Regions from separate parts of the Mus musculus genome. Here region 1 is linked to region 2. Evidence: chromatin contacts called from ENCODE Hi-C or POLR2A ChIA-PET data. All regions are on one chromosome and are shown on one strand. Each heading gives the region's core, a stretch centred on a gene start or an enhancer-like site at or near the end of the contact. The rest is flanking DNA. Distances are from core to core; before and after follow the strand shown.

Region 1 (6,051 bases), core at 2,381-4,880, 100 kb after region 2:
TAAGGCTTTCTGGAGACCCTGATGTATGGAAAAGGAACACAGTCCCTTATCTGAAGTGCTTGGCAGAGCCGGTAACGGCCTGGGGTCCGGGCTTTGGCAGAGCATCAGCTTCAGATATGGAGAAGCCAGTTCTTCTAACCCCAAGGGGGCTGTGGTTCTCAGCCCCAAGGTCGCTGTGCACTCAATCTGTGACCTTCTTAAGATACCCTGCATTCCCCTTGTGCAAATTGCTCAATTAGCTTCCCGCTGACTCCATCTCACTGTGTCATAGCTGTCTGCTCCCTCTGTCCCATTTTCCCCACAGACGGTACACATAAGATGCCGTATTTCCTAATAAACTTGCTTGGAATAAGACATTCCTGACCCCAGCCTTCCTATCTCCTTTATCTTCTCATCCCTTGGTCCTCCCCCTAGGATTCCTGTCATCCCTTGGTCCTCCCCCTAGGATTCCTGTCACTGAAAAGCAACTTGCTGGCACAGCTCGGTCTCCAGGCACCGAGGCTACCCCTCTGTTCTTATTTTGCAGCGATTCTGGGGTATTTCAGGCCCACCCACTTACCAAGAGGGGAGCATCCATGACTTTCTTTCTCTGATTTCCAGGGTTCTTCTCCTTGTTGCAACACGGAGATCATCTTTGGTTTGGTAAATGGGAATCCTAATCGCAAACAAAAGTAGCAATAACACTAAAAAGACTTGGTCTTGTTTTAAAGTGGACAAGCATTAGATGCGCGGGGGAACCCAGCTACACTTCTACTGGGTACTTAAGCTGTTCATTGTCACGTGACAGGATGTGTCAGGCAGAGGCCAAGTGGCTCACAGGAGAGAACTGGGAGAACTAATTGCACATTATGGAAATTCTATAAACGGGCAGCTTTAGCATTCTAGAAAAGGGCTGTCGGGTGTGCAGATAGAATAAATACAGACAGTAACTGTGAAGAGGATTACGTGTCAAGAAGACTGTTTAAAGTGAAGAAACCATTTGATTTCTTTTCTAGAATAGTGTGCACAGCATTTGACTGGAAAAAGAAGTGGGAAAGGCAGGAAACAGGAGAGGGGGGCTGAGGGAAGACTTTGTTTACAGGCAACACAGAATAAATGTAACATGAATACTGCTGCGTCAACACTGGAGGAATTTCTACTGTCAAGTTGCAGACAGCGGGGAACAGTATGAGTATCAACCCCCTATGTTCTCCTATTTGGGGCATTTAGACACCTGGAAGTGGAAAAAAAGTTTCAATGTTTACTAGAGATCTGGTTTGTGCAGCCGGACAGCAAACCTCAGCTAGAGTGTTTTAATGACCACAGTCTTCATTCGGGGAAGAAGGCACTGAGGTCTCGATTGTGAGTCTCTGCCCACAGGGCACTCTCTTACCCAGCGAGGCCAGGTTGCTGTAGTTCTCCAGCATCACCTCACGGTACAGGCTTCTCTGAGAGGGAACCAGCTTCTTCCACTCATCCCGGGTAAAGAGCACGGCCACGTCTTCAAACGTCACCGACACCTGTGAGGGAAAGCCGTTCCATCTCAGCAGCCTCATACAGCACGAGGGAGGTGACAGTGTGGAAGGTGGACAGGCCATCGTGAAATGATGTCACTGAGGGTTCTGAAGAGGCTAGGTCATCTACCATTTAGTCATCAATTCAACCGGTGACAGACACGCAAACAACAGCAGTGAGTCAGATCCTGGCTTTCTGTACAGGGATTATGGCCAATAGCGCAAGTACATCATGGTAATTAGAAGTTCTTCTGGCAAAAGGTCTCTTGGGTTCTTGGTTTTTGAGACAATCTATGAAGCTCTGAGTGGCCTGGAACTTGGTATGGTGGACCAGACTAGCCCCAACCTCACAGAGATCTACCTGCCTCTGCCTCCCTGGTACTGGGATTAAAACCCTGCACCACCATGTCCAGCAAGATTCCTTACTCTGCGTTTTCACATGCATGCAGTGCCTGTAGGAAAAATAACTTACTATGGAGAGAATACAAACGATAATCTTTGCCTTAAAGACTTTCCGATCTAATCAGCACACAGGCATGTGTAGAAATCATTTCAACAATGTAAAAAAAAAAAAAAAAAAAAAAGCTGTGTAGCTGGTCTGGTAAGACCCACACACCATCTCCTGCTTCGGTCCTCACTCCAGAACAAGAATCCTACAAGGGGATGCTGTTATTTTTATTTTATTGGTAAGGGAACTGAGACACAGAAGTTAGACTTACTGATTTAAGGCCCACAGATGGTAACAGAGGGGGTAGGGTAAAAATCAACGGTCTTGAGCCTCCCACTGTGCTTTCTAATTTTCTGTCAAATATCCCAGGAAACCCTCTTCATGGCTTCTTGATAAGTCGTCTCCTTGCTCTCAGAGTGAGGCTCCTGACACTGTGTCCCCTGCAGTATGGCTTTCCCCTGTCCACGCAGCAGCTCACCTCGATGGGGGCAGCTCTATATTCCCGCTCCTCCAAATGGCAGGTCAAGAGTAGTTGTTTTCACAAGAATGGTACAATCCAAACCTAGGATCTACAGAGTATAGGAGGGGAACCACGGGATGGAGGAGCGCCGCAAGCATTCTTAAGGGCAAAAAGAAATAGATGGGCAATCCAGGTGAGGGCTGAGAAAAATAAACATGAGGGAAGCAGACCAGAAAGGACTTCCGCCAGCTGTGTCCCTAGTGATAACGGACATCTGCATGTCGCTGTCAATGTAGTAAGCACAACAGACCGGGATCAGCTAACAGCAACGCAATATACTGTGAGCGAGCGTGCAGTGTGCTTCCTAGACAACCAGCTCCTCCAAGAGCACCAAGTCCTGGTGAAGGGTCTACTGGGCGGAGAGCCTCAGTCTGGAAGGAAAACCAAAACCATATAAAATACTCCTGCCATGAACTGAGACGGCAATGCGCTCACCTGAGACTTCCCTTCCCTTTGCTCTGGAGCCATGCTCACTTTCTGGGCTTTTCTCAAAGATGGGTACAGTGTCCAAAAATGCGATCTGAGGGAAGAAGAAAGAAAGATTGCTTCGCACCCCTCAGAAGCCGCATCTCCGAATGCGTTCCACCAGCTGAGCCTGGCGCTTCTGCTTCCAGAACGGAAAGCGGGAGCTGGGGGCGGGCGGCAGAGAATTGACAGGTCACCACTCTTCTGGTCTCTAGATTTTCAGAAACAAGACTCAGGCGACACTGGACTCCATGTCACCGAGGAGACTCACTATGCCTCCGCGAGTCAGGCATCACCCTATGCTGTTCACCCCAGCTCAGTTGGCAGTGCCAACCCCCTTCAGATCAGAGTGCACTGAGGCCAGAGTGCAGCCACAGTGGGAACACAAACGTTTTTCACCCGTTTAGATCTGACCACGGGCCCACTCCACGTGCAGCCCACCCAACTGCTCTGCTGCTGTCAAGGGATCAATTTCCACATCCCCAGAGAAAACTCCAGAAAGGGGACCAGTGACTCATGGCGGCCCACGCTGAAGTCGCCACAGGCCTCCGTGTCCTCCAGCCTGGCCGCTCACCTCCCCCCTGCTCCCGCCACGCCTCATGAAGGCTCGCAGCTGCCACGCTTGGAGACTCAGACTGGGGAGCTAGATCAGGGCAGAGAATCGAGCCACAGACACCCGGCGGCCTGATAGATCTCACAGGGGGCGGGGCTGGAGGGGGGAATAATGAGGATAGCTGATGCAGAGGCCTCTGGGAAATGTAGTTTACCTCGGGACTCAAGGATTCTGGGATATAAAGTTGACCGCTTTGGTGCGCAGCTGCGGTGGAGAGCCCCCCCTCCCCAAACTCCCAAAAGGCCCCGGGTCACTAGCTCTGTGAAGTCTTAGATGTGGTATGCATTTTAATTCCATTTGTGTGGATGGGGTAAGGCCAGCCCACAGCGGCCAGAAACAGACTGGCAGTTACGTATTAACATCATGTTGTAAGCCTTTTGAAATAAATCAAAGAACAAAAGGGACCTCACTTGGTAAGCAGTGGTTTTTAGTAGGATAAAGTGTAGACAGTGAGCTGTGGAAATAATTATATATTGATTTAGACTCAGAGGGTGTTACAGGAAAATGCAAAAGAAAGGCTAGCTGAAACCTGGCACTCTGGGATTTAAAATAAAAATGAATGAATAAATGAATACATGAATGAATGAATGAATGAATGGAAAATGATAGATGAAGACGCCTGATATTAACCTCTGGTCTGAGTACAATGTACAACACACACACACACACACACACACACACACACACACACTCCAAAGCATAGAAAATATGATTGTGGAAGCCATAGTATGCCAGTGTGACACACAATACAGTACATCCCTCTGTCCACATATCTTCATTTGCAAATGTTTGTTGTAATGAGTCATTGATCTGGTTCAAGATCTCTGGCTTCTATGACACCATCAATATTGGACCCTCACTGAGACTCCTCCCAATTATCCTGTTGTCACCCTGTGTGTTAAAGATCCTGTAACAGCTTTGGATCGGCAGGACTGGCCCTTTCATGTGCCCCAACAATTCACACATGATACAGATTTTAGGAAGGGACAACCAGAGCCCTGGATCTGGGCCTGGGTGGCAGCTGAGTTGATGAGCTCAATGGCTGCCCCTTATCTGAATCACCAGGGTAAACTCTCCAGTACTGTTCAGCAAGGCCACCCAATGCCACAGTCAGCAGAAGGCAGAATCACCTCTCCTACTCCCATGCCTTTGGGTCAGCTCACCAGCACCTTTGTCATCAGGGCATCTTCACTGAGTTGCCCAGATGAGCTGTAGGGCCTGCTCTCCAGAGTGCTGCAGTCAGTGACAGGGCAGGACCGGCTCTCCTACTCTCATGCCCTCCAGGTGCTACCTCAGATGGTAAGGGACAGGGTGGGGGAGGGTACCACCACCCCTCCCCCGTCACCCAGGCCATTGCTGAGCCTTATCTCTTACAGGATAAGGTGTTCACAGGGGCCAGAGTTAAAAGGATACAATGAAAAAGGGAGGAACAGAGGCAAGGATACATATTGAATGGAATTGCAAGCAGTTCACATCAGATCTAAGAAACACAAAGTTACTCTTAATTACAAATAGAAACATTATTTAACAAGGACTTAACTAGGGACAAACAGAAACTTACTAACTAGGATTTAACACAAGACAAACATAAACTTCTTAATAACTATGAGAAGCCTTGCCCTGTAAAGACTTAACACAGGACAACCAGGAACTTCTTGACTGTCTTAACTGCAAACAGAACTCACAGTTCTGCAAGGTGTAGTTTCTGTTTCTGCCTCCCATTACCTTCTGAGATACTTGTTCTTGTTTTGGTCTCATGGCACTGGCGTGAATGAGTAGTCTTAGCTCCTACTCTCTGTAGCTACCGTTAACCCAATACTGTAAGCATTCATTACAGTGACAGGAATTTCCTAATTCTCCTGCGGCAGAACTGTCTTCCTGATGAGCCCCTTTCTCGGCTTATAAAATGCTGGTGTTGCTCAAGACTAATTCCTGGGGTCTTCTCATCACTAAGACTAATTCATGGGGTCTTCTCATCACAAGACTAATTCCTGGGGTCTTCTCATCACTAAGACTAATTCCTGGGGTCTTCTCATCACTGACTCTTGAGTTCTCCCTATTATTATTTTAATTGCCTTCGATTCTCCAATATTCTCCCAGTTTTCTTCTGAGTTCTGGTAATCCTCCAGATGTGCCCTCTGAACTCTGTCATCCAGGTTTCTTTTCTTTTTTTCTTTCTTTTCTTTTTCTTTTTTTCTTTTTTTTTTCGAGACAGGGTTCTCTGTTGTAGCCCTGGCTGTCCTGGAACTCACTCTGTAGACCAGGCTGGCCTCGAACTCAGAAATCCACCTGCCTCTGCCTCCCAAGTGCTGGGATTAAAGGCGTGCACCACCACTGCCCGGCAACTTCTGCTTTCTTTAAAAAGTCAGCTATGTCAAAAGGTATTTTCCTGGGTTGGTGAGATGGCTCAGTGAGTAAGAGCACCCGACTGCTCTTCCGAAGGTCCAGAGTTCAAATCCCAGCAACCACATGGTGGCTCACAACCATCCGTAACGAGATCTGACTCCCTCTT
Region 2 (6,895 bases), core at 3,921-6,420:
ATGACAGTGACATCATGTGACTCTCTTTTTTTTTTTTTTGTTTTTTGAGACAGGGTTTCTCTGTATAGCCCTGGCTGTCCTGGAACTCACTTTGTAGACCAGGCTGGCCTCGAACTCAGAAATCCGCCTGCCTCTGCCTCCCAAGTGCTGGGATTAAAGGCGTGCGCCACCACAGCCCGGCGACATGTGACTCTTATGAAAGCCTCTTTCTCACAAAACTGCTTCAATATATTTCAACTGCACAATACATTTCAGTCCTCAGATTCTGTAAATTATGTAACCAGATCCTTATGGATAAAAAATTTATTTTTATTTTTAATTTACCTTTATTCTTTGCTTATATATGCTATCCGCATATGCATGTATTTCTAGTGTGCATGTGTGTGGAGGCCAGAGGCAGGCGGTGGGTGTCTTGCCCTATTGCTCTCTCCCTTTGTGAGATCGAGCCTCTCACTGAACCTGGAGCTGGCTGGCTCACAAGGTCAGCTGCTCAGTGAGACAGGCTTCTCTCGTCCTGCCTCCCAGCATTCTAGTGCGCAGTGTTATGAGGATGCTGGGGCTCTGAACTCAGGTCCTCGAGCCCGTGAAGGAAGCACTTCACCCACTGAGCCGTCTCCACACTCTGCAGATGAGTATTCATCTTTTTACGTTGTCACAAACACTACATAGTGATCATTCTCCTAGCATTCTCTGGCAGAGGCATCCCTGTAGTTCTGAGATAGACCAGTGGTTCTCACCCTGTGGGCTGTGACCACGTTGGGGATCACATATGAGATACCTGCATACCAGGTATTTACATTACAATTCATAACAGCAGCAACATTACAGTTATGAAGCAGCAATGAAGAAATTCTATGGCTGGGGGTCAGCACAACATGAGGAACTGTATCAAAGGTCACAGCACTAGGAAGGTGGAGAACCACTTGAGATAGACTGAGCAGTTGGGTCCAAGTTACCATGCACTTTTAATTGGAAGATGCAGCAAACTGCCCTTTTTCAAGATGGCGGTATTACCTCTCACCTCACATACTCTTTGGATAATGTGCTATCATTATTTCCCAACCAAGAAGAGCTCCCTCCCGTAACCCTATGAAGTGGTGTCTTATTTTCTATGCTGTGATAAGACACCACGACCAAGGTGACTTCTAGAAGAAAGAGTTTATTTGTGCTTACAGTTCAGAAGGAAATAGCTACACTACAATTACAAACTCTTCCATAACTTGCCTTGCCTAAAATGAAGACTATCTGTCCACTGTCCACCTTGGGATGAGAAAGCTTACGTGAAGTATCCCCACTTTGGACAGAGAGTAGCCCAGGCCTGAGCTGGAACTGCTACGCACTGCATTCTGCTGGTGTTTGTCACTACTGTAGCACTAACCTTATGGGAGAAACAGGCAGAGTTACAAGGATTAACAGCATTAGCGAGAGGCCAAACCTACTCCATCTTGGGACCGGCCTCCTTTTTAAAAAAACAAAACAAAACAAAACAAATAAATAAACCCTTAACTATAGCAGAACTCAAGCTGTACCCACATACCAGGAAGGACCCAGAGGCTTGTCGTTGGCCAGAGTTACTCCCTGGCTACTTCCTAGCAGCAACAGTTAATCAAAGATTAGCCTGATTGTTTCAGATGTACTTTCACACTGTTCATGAATGTATACGGTCTTGCTTCGGATCACCCACCTGTCGGCTTACAATGGACATTCTGTTATATACTTGTCAGGATAAACCCTCCCTCACTTACTTCCATTTCCTATAAAACCTTGTCCCACTGAGGGTTCGAGTCTGCTCTGCCTTCCCTTCCTGTCCTGCTGTGTCAGAGTTGGGTGGGAGGATAGTCCAAGCCCAAGCTTGTAATAAAGAGACCCTAATGTTATTACACTGGAAACGGCTCCTTGGTGGTCTTTTGGGGTTCACAAACTGTTCCTGACACAACAAGAGAACCATCCTGCTCCGCTGGCTTTAAGCCCCACCTCCCATCCCTCTGGTAAAACTACAAAGGCAAACATCAACTCTGCCCCTCCTCAGGATTTAAACTATCCAACGAAAAAGGGGGAATACTCTGGCCTTACTAAGGCTCATTAATAGATTCCTTCTTCTGGTGAAGAGAATGCACGCTCCACTTCTAGCCCTGGGACAAGTCTAAGCCAGCCTGAACTTTACAAACTACTGTGTCCTTCCCTTAAAAGTTAATCCAGGAGCTGGGGAGATGGTTCAGTGGTAAAGAGCACTGGCTGCTCTTTCAGAGGATCCAGTTTCAATTCGCAGCACCTACAGTGTCTCACAACCATATATAACTCCAGTTCCAGGGGAATATGGCAAACTCTTCTGGCCTTCACGGGCAACTGGCAACATGGTGCACAGACATACATGCAGGCAAAACATCCATACACATAAAAAAAATAATTGTTTTTCCAAAAGAATTAAAGAGGTAATTAAGCTGGGCCTGTCAATCACCTGGCCAGAGTTTGCCTCTATCCACCTTCTCACCGCCAAACTCTGGTTCACTTGAAGACAGGCTAAAGACAAGGAGGAGTGATTATCCCTTAATGAAATAATGTGCTCGGCCTTCCCAGAAGCCTTTGGGCAGTGCCACCTTGGAGCTTGCCCAACTTTCAGTTATTCCAAAAACTGTAACTTTTCTTTTTATTTATCTTTTTTTCTTTTTGGCCAAAATCCTAAACATGGTTTCCTTGGCATTCTGGGGTTTCTCACCCATTCTCAAAAGCTACTTCCCCCACCACACAACTGTCTGCTGTGGGATGTAGTACCTGTCAATAATAAATCTGACGGCTTATGGCTTAGGCAGGACATAGGAAGTGTAACATCTGGGAGGAGAGAGTTCTGGGACAGTGCCAGGTGAGAGATCCACTTGGAAAGATGTGAGGAGACAGACACATGGTACCTGAGCACAGGTAACCAGCCAGGTGGCAGAACGTAGGTTAAAATAATTGGGTTATTTTAGTTATGATCTATTCAGAGCAGAGCCTAGCTACATGGCCAAGGTATGTGTAACTATATTTTGAGTCTCAGTCTTACTTCTGAGAGCATGGGTCTGGGAGGAAGAACCAGGCCTAACATGTACAGTTTGCCCATCAGGAGCCTGCTGATCTCCGTTGCTGAACCTGCCTTTCTTGTTCCTATCTCACTCCTCCTGGCAGCTGCCAAGACTTACTGCTTGCCTGAACTGTTATTTTTCTCAGCCTCTAATAACATTTTCTTCAAGCTTCTGAGTACATGTCTAGGTTCTTTTATTAATGAAGTTAAGAACCCAAAAGAAAGGGCCAAATTTCCCTGGCAACTGAAGGCCACAGAAGATATTTTAAATTATGTTTTATGTCTGTATGGATGTGGTACCTGTTGATAATAAATAATAATAATAATAAATAAAATATAATATAATAAATAACATAAAATAAAAAATAGAAATAATTTAAAAAATAAATAATAAATAAGCCTTTGGTTTAGGCAGGAAATTAGGAAATGGGACATGAGGGAGAAGAGAGAATTCTGGGATTGAGCCAGAGGAGAGATCCAATGGTAGGGAGACCTTCACAGCTCTGTCTTTGGCTAACACAATGGGGTAGGCACTCCATCTGAAGGACTCCCTGTATAAAAAAAGAAAGCACCTGGGAGGTCTTATGAGGTGGTGGCTATCATCTGTGCTGGGCCTGGCAGAATCCTTTGATAAGTGTGAGGAGGGAGGCTTTTGTATCTTTTCTTTGCAGGTCAGCTTCAAACTGGAGTTTGCATACCCCTGTTAAATGCTAATTTTGCAAGGGAAAAAATTGGCAGGGGCAGAAAATGGAAACACATCCACATCTGAGTCAGAAAGCAATTTATGCAAAGACAAGCTTCACTTACTGTGCCTCGGGCAGCCAGCAAATCCACAGCCATTTCCCTTCTTAGTTTTTCTGCCAAAGGAGAGCCGAGTGCTGACCAAATATGCCTGGGAAGAAAAAAAAAAAAAAGGTGTAGTAAGGAATTCTGGTACAAAGGGAAGGCTTGGAGCCAGGAGGGTAAAGCCACCCACAAAGGGGTCTGGAGAAGTGGCTGTGTGATTAAAAGCACTTCCCTTGTTCGCAAAGAAGTTTGATTATCAGCACCCACATTGGGCTATCCACAGCTACTTGTAACTACAGGGGATCCAACATCCTCTCTGGCTTCCTTAGGTACTGTGTGCTCATGGGCACAGACACACAAACAGACACAAACATACACACATGAAAATAAATTAAGTTTTAAAACCCACCCATAATGGTACCAAATGACAGGAACACTGACAAAGCCAACCTGCCAAAACTACATCCCTTCTGTATATTAATCACTCTTCTTCTTTCTTACACTGATCCCTCCACACCCACCTACAGACCCTTTAGCACCTTGTACAAGATTCGTGGCAATGTCAAAAGGTTGGGCAGGACTGATTTAAAGTACAAAGGATAATGTGTCCAAGCTCTCTGCAAATGCTGTGTCTGTCTACCGCAAGAACTTAAGTGTTGGCTGTTTGGGAATTCCTGGAACCAGTCCTCTGTGCAGCAGAGGTGGGGCTGTGCTGTCGACGTGGCTGAGGTGGACAGCCAGGAGGTTCACAGCCTGCCCAAAGTGACAAGACAGCAAGCATCACAAATGGGAAGGAAATTCTGCTTTCAGTCTAAGGCTCCGATCAAGACTCAGAGAACTCTCGGGCCACAATGTGCCTTGGTTTCTTCTTCTGCACCATAGGCACAATGAAGGGCCAAGGGGCCTGTAACTTGCTATTAGATGCGCTAATTCATTAAGTTAGATTAGACTGCTAGGTATCGGCTGTTGATTTTATGATCTGCATAGCTAAGATGCTACAGAAGATGCACAGGCCTCTGGATCCGCAGTTTGGTCCCAGCCACGCTTCGTGGAGGGCCAAACCCGCAGAAAGATCCCCGAGCCTGAGGCCGCAGAGCAGTCGCCAGGCCGCGCCGGGCTCGCCGGGAAGCCCACCGCCCGCTACGCCCCGGTCGCCCCTCTTCACCCCACTCACGGACGCCGGCGCTCGCTCCCACCACTCTCAGCACGAGCAGTCTCGAGGATGTCGGCCCCAGACGCTCTCTCCTAGCACAGTCAGGATCACCTCCACCAGGAGCCCCCCAAAACGCCGCGAGCAGCCCCGCCACCGGGAGAAGCCCCAGAGAACTACTACTCCCGGCATGCCTGAGGTCTTTTCTGACTACACCTCCCAGAAGGCACCGGGGCCAGGCGCGTTCTGAAAGCTGAGTCGGGTCGTGTTGCACTGCAAATCCAGCAAGCCTGTCCCTGCTCTCTCAGTCAGTCCCTCAGACTTGTTTGCTAGGAGGGTGAAGTGATGTGACAGGACAAAAGTGGAATTTAGGGTTTAGGAGCGAGGTACCCATAGGTACCAGGCCAGCCTGACTGACTACATGTGGACAGCCAGGACTACATAGCGAGACTAAAACCAAAAAAAGTAAAACAAAACAAAACTCTAGGAGAACCCTAGCCCACATCACTAATCATTGTAGTTTATTTTTTTTACATTTTTTATTAGGTATTTAGCTCATTTACATTTCCAATGCTATACCAAAAGTCCCCCATACCCACCCACCCCCACTCCCCTACCCACCCACTCCCCCTTTTTGGCCCTGGCGTTCCCCCGTACTGGGGCATATAAAGTTTGCGTGTCCAATGGGCCTCTCTTTCCAGTGATGGCCAACTAGGCCATCTTTTGATACATATGCAGCTAGAGTCAAGAGCTCCGGGGTACTGGTTAGTTCATAATGTTGTTCCACATATAGGGTTGCAGATCCCTTTAGCTCCTTGGGTACTTTCTCTAGCTCCTCCATTGGGAGCCCTGTGATCCATCCATTATCTGACTGTGAGCATCCACTTCTGTGTTTGCTAGGCCCCGGCATAGTCTCACAAGAGACAGCTACATCTGGGTCCTTTCGATAAAATCTTGCTAGTATATGCAATGGTGTCAGCGTTTGGATGCTGATTATGGGGTGGATCCCTGGATATGGCAGTCTCTACATGGTCCATCCTTTCATCTCAGCTCCAAACTTTGTCTTTGTAACTCCTTCCATGGGTGTTTTGTTCCCAATTCTAAGGGGGGGCATAGTGTCCACGCCCCAACTGGTAAGAAGGACACATGCTCCACTATGTTCATAGCAGCCTTATTTATAATAGCCAGAAGCTGGAAAGAACCCAGATGCCCCTCAACAGAGGAATGGATACAGAAAATGTGGTACATCTACACAATGGAGTACTACTCAGCTATTAAAAAGAATGAATTTATGAAATTCCTAGCCAAATGGATGGACCTGGAGGGCATCATCCTGAGTGAGGTAACACATTCATAAAGGAACTCACACAATATGTACTCACTGATAAGTGGATATTAGCCCCAAACCTAGGATACCCAAGATATAAGATACAATTTGCTAAACACATTGTAGTTTATTTTTACTGTATACAATACACAGAAAACAATGTGACATGGGCCTTGATGTGCATCCCAGGATGGCTTCAGAAAGCAGGAGGATTAAAAAATAAAAGTAATTGATTGAATGCCTTTTGATTTTTTTTTTTTAAATCCAGCTAGCTGCTGAATCCTAAAATCAATTTCCATTTGGTTGGGACAGCAATGGACCTTCAGAGATCCTGCCTACCTCTAACCTCTAGGGTTTCGTTGTTTTGTTTTGTTTGTTTGTTTAAAAGAAAAACATAACCTTAACTCTCTCAAGTTTATATTTCTGATCTGGGAAGTCAGCCTAAAGAACAACAAAAACTCAGCAGTGAAGGTGTTTAAATAGCCCTTCATTGCTAAACCGAGGCTCTCTCAGAAGCCACAGTCTGTTGAGTGAAAAAAAAATCCCAGTTTCAGGTATGTGTTGCCTCTATCAG

What was found. A loop is a pair of places that touch in the nucleus more often than their neighbours do. ChIA-PET counts read pairs that join two places held with the same protein, here RNA polymerase II (POLR2A).
Region 1: a map of gastrocnemius shows a loop between it and region 2 (5-fold over the local background). The contact joins the promoter of Zfp354b here to the promoter of Zfp354c in region 2. A Hi-C loop is called at or near these places in 10 of 37 maps with a recorded cell type or tissue (gastrocnemius, heart and left cerebral cortex). POLR2A ChIA-PET finds 5 or more read pairs at or near these places in 1 of 5 experiments (Patski).

What each region holds. Positions count from the first base shown.
Region 1 is chr11:50,928,005-50,934,055 of GRCm38, forward strand. Zfp354b (zinc finger protein 354B) reads right to left here and starts at 3,631. Exons shown (of 5, transcript NM_013744.3): 1 at 3,501-3,631; 2 at 2,897-2,981; 3 at 1,373-1,499; 4 at 560-655. The coding sequence starts at 2,929.
Region 2 is chr11:50,822,561-50,829,455 of GRCm38, forward strand. It overlaps Zfp354c (zinc finger protein 354C), which reads right to left and starts at 5,171. Exons shown (of 5, transcript NM_013922.4): 1 at 5,019-5,171; 2 at 3,866-3,950. The coding sequence starts at 3,898. It also overlaps a transcript of Zfp879 not described here.